2 separate regions of the Mus musculus genome follow, and region 2 is linked to region 1. Evidence: chromatin contacts called from ENCODE Hi-C data. All regions are on one chromosome and are shown on one strand. Each heading gives the region's core, a stretch centred on a gene start or an enhancer-like site at or near the end of the contact. The rest is flanking DNA. Distances are from core to core; before and after follow the strand shown.

Region 1 (2,828 bases), core at 224-2,723:
TAACTCCTACTCATGGTCCTCTGAGAGCCACAGGGTGCTCTAGCATGTGTCAACCTAAACACAGACATACAACATAAATAAATAAAGAACAAACCTAAAAGCAGAGAGGGGCCAGAGGGCGTGGAAGCCTGGGATTTAGTAGGGCAGGATTGAAATAAATGACCTTGGACAGAGGGTAGCTCAGACTTGGAGTGAGGTGGCCAGGCCTTGGGTCTGTGGCATTTGGGACATTCAAGAGCCTGGCAGAGCTGGTCAGAGCCTAGCAGAACCCAGTCACTGTAAGGAGAGAGGCATCATGTGTCCAGTGCTTGGGTCGGTGAGGGCTTCTGAGCACACTGTCAGCATGGAAGAGAGAACTGACATGGGCTCACCCGAAGCCTCCAGGGGATCCAGTGGGGACCGGGCTGGCGCTTCCTTTGTGGGAAACAGGACTCTTTGGAGACTTTGATAAAAGCTGGGTCCCAGTCCCCACGTAAAGTTATGCTCTGGGTATAGAGTCTGGGACAGACTCCAGGAAGCCTAGCTAATCATGGAAACTGGCTGGACACAGCTGCCATTCCCTAACAGTGGCTGAGAAGAGTCCCCACTGTTATCCCAGTTGCTTTTTGGTGGTGTGTGCGTGTGTGCATGTGCTTGTGTGTGTGTTTAGTGTGCGATGGTTGATTCTGGGAATACCTGGGGGGCCTTTTGTTTTGTCACTGTTGAGAGTACTAGGATCAAATCCAGGGCTTTTCTATCCACTTGTCTTGCGTGTTTTAAAACGCGTTTATCTGGAATTTGGGAGGCTGAAGCAGGAGGATCTCTGAGAAGCCAAACTGGGGACCGGACTATTCCGGTCCCTGAGCTATGAAGAGTCAAGAGAACGGAAGACCGCTTCAAGCGCACTCTGGCTTTCATAAACCCAAGATATACCAGGTTCTGAAGGAAAGACAGAAAGAAGAAAATGTGGCCGGGAAACCAGGAGGGCTGGCGAGCTGGGCTGAAAACTCAAATGAAAATAAAGGGCAAAGTTGGAACTCCAGGGTAGGGTGGCTCCAACTCCCTCAGCTGGCCAAGCTAAGGGCTACTGTTGGGTTTACAGGACTGCATCCAAGAGACTTTTTTCCTACTTTGCCCCTGAGGCCCCTGGGCGGGGGTGGTCCAGAGAGGTAATGTGATCTGCCCAAGGTGACACGGCTAAGGAACAGCAGTCTGGACGCGACCCAGAGCTGCCAGCGCGCAGGACCCGCACTCTTCCACTTCGCTCCACGCCCCTCCCCTCCCCCGCCCCCTCGCTCTTCCGCCCCTCCCTCGCCTCCCTCCGGGGTGGCGGCCGAGCCACGTGGTGGGCCGGGAAGCGGCGGCTGCCGAGCGCCCGGGCGGCTGCCCCAGCTGGGCAGTGCTGCACCGCGCCGCGCTCGGTGCCTGCGGGGGCCGCTGCGCGCTGGCCGGCGCCGCGGGCGGGAGGTGTGCCGACGGCCGGCCGCAGACAAAGGAGGCGCGGCGGAGCCCGCGCGGACCGGGCGCACCATGCACTTGGGGTGCGGCCGGCCGGCCGCGGCTCTGGAGACCCGGCCCTAGTCGCCGGCCCCACCGCCCCGGGGCGCCATCGAGACGACGCGGCCCCGCGCGGCGCGAGGAGGAGCCATGGGCAAGTGCAGCGGCCGCTGCACGCTGGTCGCCTTCTGCTGCCTGCAGCTGGTGAGCCGCGCGGAGCGGGGTGGGGCGGCGGCGGTGCGTGGGCGCCACCCGGGGTGCGGGGTGGCCGGGCGGAGTCTGCCCCGCGCGGGCCGGCTTGTCCCTTTGTGTGCGCTCCTCGCCTCAGCCCCGCGCTCGCGCGCACGGTCCAACGCTCCCGGGTTGCACGCGTCGGTTCGCAATGGGTGCGTGGGCTCCCGCTGGGGGGCTGCGCCCCAGGACTGTGGCTCCCTTGGGGCTGGGGGTGTGTCCGAGGCTGGTCTGTGTACTCGGAGAGGTCCCTGCCCGAATGTTCCCCTCCAGATCGCTGATTCCGTGGGTACCTCATCCCTCTGGGCTCCGCCCCTGTGAGCGTTTCTCACAAAGTCTCTTTCTGCTCCTGTATTATGTCTCTGGAATGTTTTTAGATCTCTGGCCATTTCTGCTTCTTGTTTGGGTGGTGGGACCTGAGACTCTTTGAGAACCCTCGGCCGTCCTTTGTGCTGCTTTCCTGCCTCCCAGCACCCTCCTGACTGGGTGGCCAGGGATGGAGAACTACCTCCTTGAGGGGGGTGATCAGGAATTGATGTATCACGGGCCAGCCTAACCTGGCAGGCACCGGACTCACTCTGTGGTTCTCTTTAGTCTGACCACCGAGTCCTCCAGCGTCCCATGAGCCATCTGTTCTATCAGCAGCGGGTGAGGTGGGGTCAGGTAAAGAGTTCCCTGGTCCCATTGGATGAGGACACTTGAGTGTCTTGGGAAGAATCAGAGCATCTCGGGGCTCTGTGCTGGCCCCAGTTTGGGGGAAAATGAGGTCTTTAACTGGAGGGCAACAGAGTGAATCCGGAGGCTAAGAGTAGCTGAGGTCCTTGCCTATGTATTGGGAGGGTGATAGAGAAGAGACGGGGGTCTCCTGCCTCCCTTGGAACTGTGTTATGCTTCTACTCAAGACACTGTTGTGTAGGAACTGCTGATAGCATCGGGTCTGTGGAGGAGCCTGGGGCCTCATTCCTATGGGTCCCGTGGTCTGGATCTGCCTTCCGGCCAGCACCTGCTCCTCCCCACAGGTGCGCAGGGTGGTGGGAAGCTTTGAGTGAGATGTGCTGGTGGCCTCTGTCCTCTCACCTTTCCTTGAGTCACCGGCCCTGCGGCGCCTGCTGTTCACAGCA
Region 2 (2,828 bases), core at 138-2,637, 290 kb before region 1:
TCTCACTTCTTTACCCACCCCTTCATTCAGGTAACCCCAGCCCACAACTCCCCCCATGGCAGCCCCAGCTGGACATCCCCCAACCCCTACCCCCAGCTCTCTGACTCCAGAGGTGCGCTGCCCACCTCTCCTCCGGAATCTGCCCCATGAGTCCCACCACACACACTCCAAGCCAGCATAGTAGGTGTTGCCCTGAGCATCTCTCCCACAATTATTGTTCTCCCGCGTGGTGGTTCTCCCATGGTTGTCCCTACTGTTGCAAGTAAGCCAGCAGAGCCCCACCCTCTCCACCATAGGAGCACACCCACGTCATCATGTGTTCCCACACACACACATACTGGAACCACCCCCTCTAGTGCTTACTTTCCGTCAACAAGTGTCTGCCCCCTCCCCAGTCATACAGGGCCTCAAGCTGGTCATAGGAGCTGAGCAAAACAGTCTCCATTGCTGCATGAATCTAGTGCTGGACCTTGCCCTGCTCAGGCCCCCTGATGTGGGTGTATTTCTGGACTGCCCACATCGGCCACACTGATCCTTCCAGGTGAGTCCTTTGCCATTCTGGACCTGAGGTCTCTCCCAGCTTCCCAGATAAACCTGTGATCCCTGGACTCTCCCCGAGAATAAAGCCAAATACGAATGTGGCACAGAGGGGCATGTTGTGTTCCTGGACAGACCGTGGTATGTGTGATTAGAGCCAGAGTCCAGCTACCTTGACATATACGTTTGTCTAACTACCCTTACTATAGTTGCTGTATTCGCTGAAGTTCATGCCCATCTCTGTGCCTGCCCCTTCTCCAAAGCACAACCTGCCCTGCTTTTCCCTGGACTGGATTACAAACACCTGGTGAACTAGCACAGTCCAGGGCTCAACTCGGTCTCTGGACCTGAGTCTGCTTGCAGGATGAGAGCTTCCCATGGAAGAAGGTGCCCCTGAGACTGGCCAGGCCAGTCTGCAGTCTGAGGTGGTGAGTCACCTCCTGGCTGCAAGTCAAGGAACCCTCAGTGCGCCCTTGTTTGGAGAAGACTAGGAGCCGCAGCGCGGAGACAGGAGGACAGTCATCAGGAGTCACCAAGGCCCTAAAACACACCGGGAAGGTCACAGAAGGATCCAGATAATTAAAAACAAAGAGGAGGAAGATGCGGTCAGATCCAGAACAGTGAAGGGGACCAAGGGAGAGCCCGTGCGCGCGCAAGGCCACATGCAAGAACGCGCAGGGAGCCTGGGTTTGAGCACGCGCTCCTCGCGCTCCCTAGCCTGCTCCACCCGCGCCCGGGATCCCAGCGTGGGCAAAAAATCGGAACCAATAGGCTGCCAAGCCTGGGCATTACCTCACCGGAACACCCTGCTATTGGCTGGCCCCTGCGCCGGTGCGCGCTGTTGCTATGACAGTTTGGACCGGCGTTGCGCAGAGATGCCAGGAGGAGGCTCCCCTCTTCTCTCCCGGGGATTCCCATTCAACTCCAGGGACCTCTGCTGGGACCTCAAGAGAAAAGCCGAGCGAGCTCCAGCAGCTCCAGCAGGAACCAGAACATCTCTAACGGCACCAACCACCTCTCTGCCACAACCATTCTTTCCATTCTGTGCCTGGCCCCACCCTGTCACTACACAGGCACCTGCAGACACAGGCACACATAACCACGCAGGGCAGTGCTGGCCTCTGCACAGATATATGAGTCCCTCCAAGTCTGTGCCCTGCAAGCCTTTGTTAAGGGCCCATGGGTACTCTTTGAGATACCCCAACTCAACCACTGGTTGTGGAGGCTTCTGGGAGACAGGAAAGCAGAGCTAAAGTTTTCTAGACAATAAAGACTAGGGAAAGGGTTCCATCCCGTGCTAAGACCAGGGACGGGAGGCACTTGGGGCGTTGTCACAAGAAATTAGATGCTGTGACGGGGAGACTGAAAAGGAGGAGTTGGCCTAAATCGGATAGAAACGCAAGAGCAAGGTCCCATAGGGTTTGAAAGCGATGCCAAGGAGCTCTGAACCACACCCAAGGAAGAGGAGGAGGGGTCGTGATGTGTGGGAACCTGTGATAAGAGAAACAAGTACTTTGGTTGCCTTGAAGGATGGACAGGAGGGAGTCCGGAGACCAGTTTCTGCAGGCACTGAGAGGGGTAGAGAAATGCTGAGCCCCCTAGCCAGAGCGGGAAATGTAGGCACAAAGGATGGGGACAGTCCATGTCAGGTGATTAAATCGCTGTCCCCCTCTTACCTAGGAAGTTGGAGGGGTGGGGAGCTTCCTGACAGCCAATCAGGGCCATCATGACGGTTCACGGCATCCATATCTGTGTATGCAACGATAGCTTCACCAGTTGCACTAAACTGAAAAAGATCTCCTTTCCTCCTACGCTCTTCTCCCCCTCCTCCCCTCCTCTCCCGGACCCCAGCTCTAGCACCTGGCACAGAACTTCATCCTAGATCCCAGCCCACCAACAGTGAGCTCCCACCAAACCCTGTCCCAGGATCATCTCTCTGACCCAGCCTCCACCTGCTCCTGCCTCCCCTTCACACACCTCCTCTCCCACAGCTTTGGTAATGTTGTAGCCACTATCTAGGTCTAAGGATGGTCTCTCTCTCTTCCCTCTCCCTCAACCCCTCCCCCACTTCCCTCCTCCTCTCTGTCTCTCTGCCCATCTCTGTCTCTGTCTCTGTCTCTCTCTCTCTCTGTCTCTGTCTGTCTGTCTGTCTGTCTCTCTCTCTCTCTCTCTCACACACACAGACACACACACACACACACACACACACACACACACACACACACAAACCATGCCTCAGCCCCTCCAGCGGAGAGGAAAGCTCTTACTCCATGGTGGCAGATTTTCAAAGC

What was found. Hi-C counts contacts between places; a loop is a spot of excess contacts on that map.
Region 2: a map of T-helper 17 cell shows a loop between it and region 1 (3-fold over the local background). The contact joins the enhancer-like site here to the promoter of Nkain1 in region 1. A Hi-C loop is called at or near these places in 1 of 37 maps with a recorded cell type or tissue (T-helper 17 cell).

The regions. Positions count from the first base shown.
Region 1 is chr4:130,572,681-130,575,508 of GRCm38, reverse strand. It overlaps Nkain1 (Na+/K+ transporting ATPase interacting 1), which reads left to right and starts at 1,473. Exons shown (of 7, transcript NM_025998.4): 1 at 1,473-1,680. The coding sequence starts at 1,627.
Region 2 is chr4:130,860,275-130,863,102 of GRCm38, reverse strand. No RefSeq gene overlaps it. Among named protein-coding and RNA genes, the nearest start is that of Gm22660, 3.8 kb to the right of the region's middle. Within about 2 kb of position 1,387, at least 1 of the 3 ENCODE cell types and tissues checked has a DNase peak (open chromatin) inside an H3K27ac peak, as active enhancers do.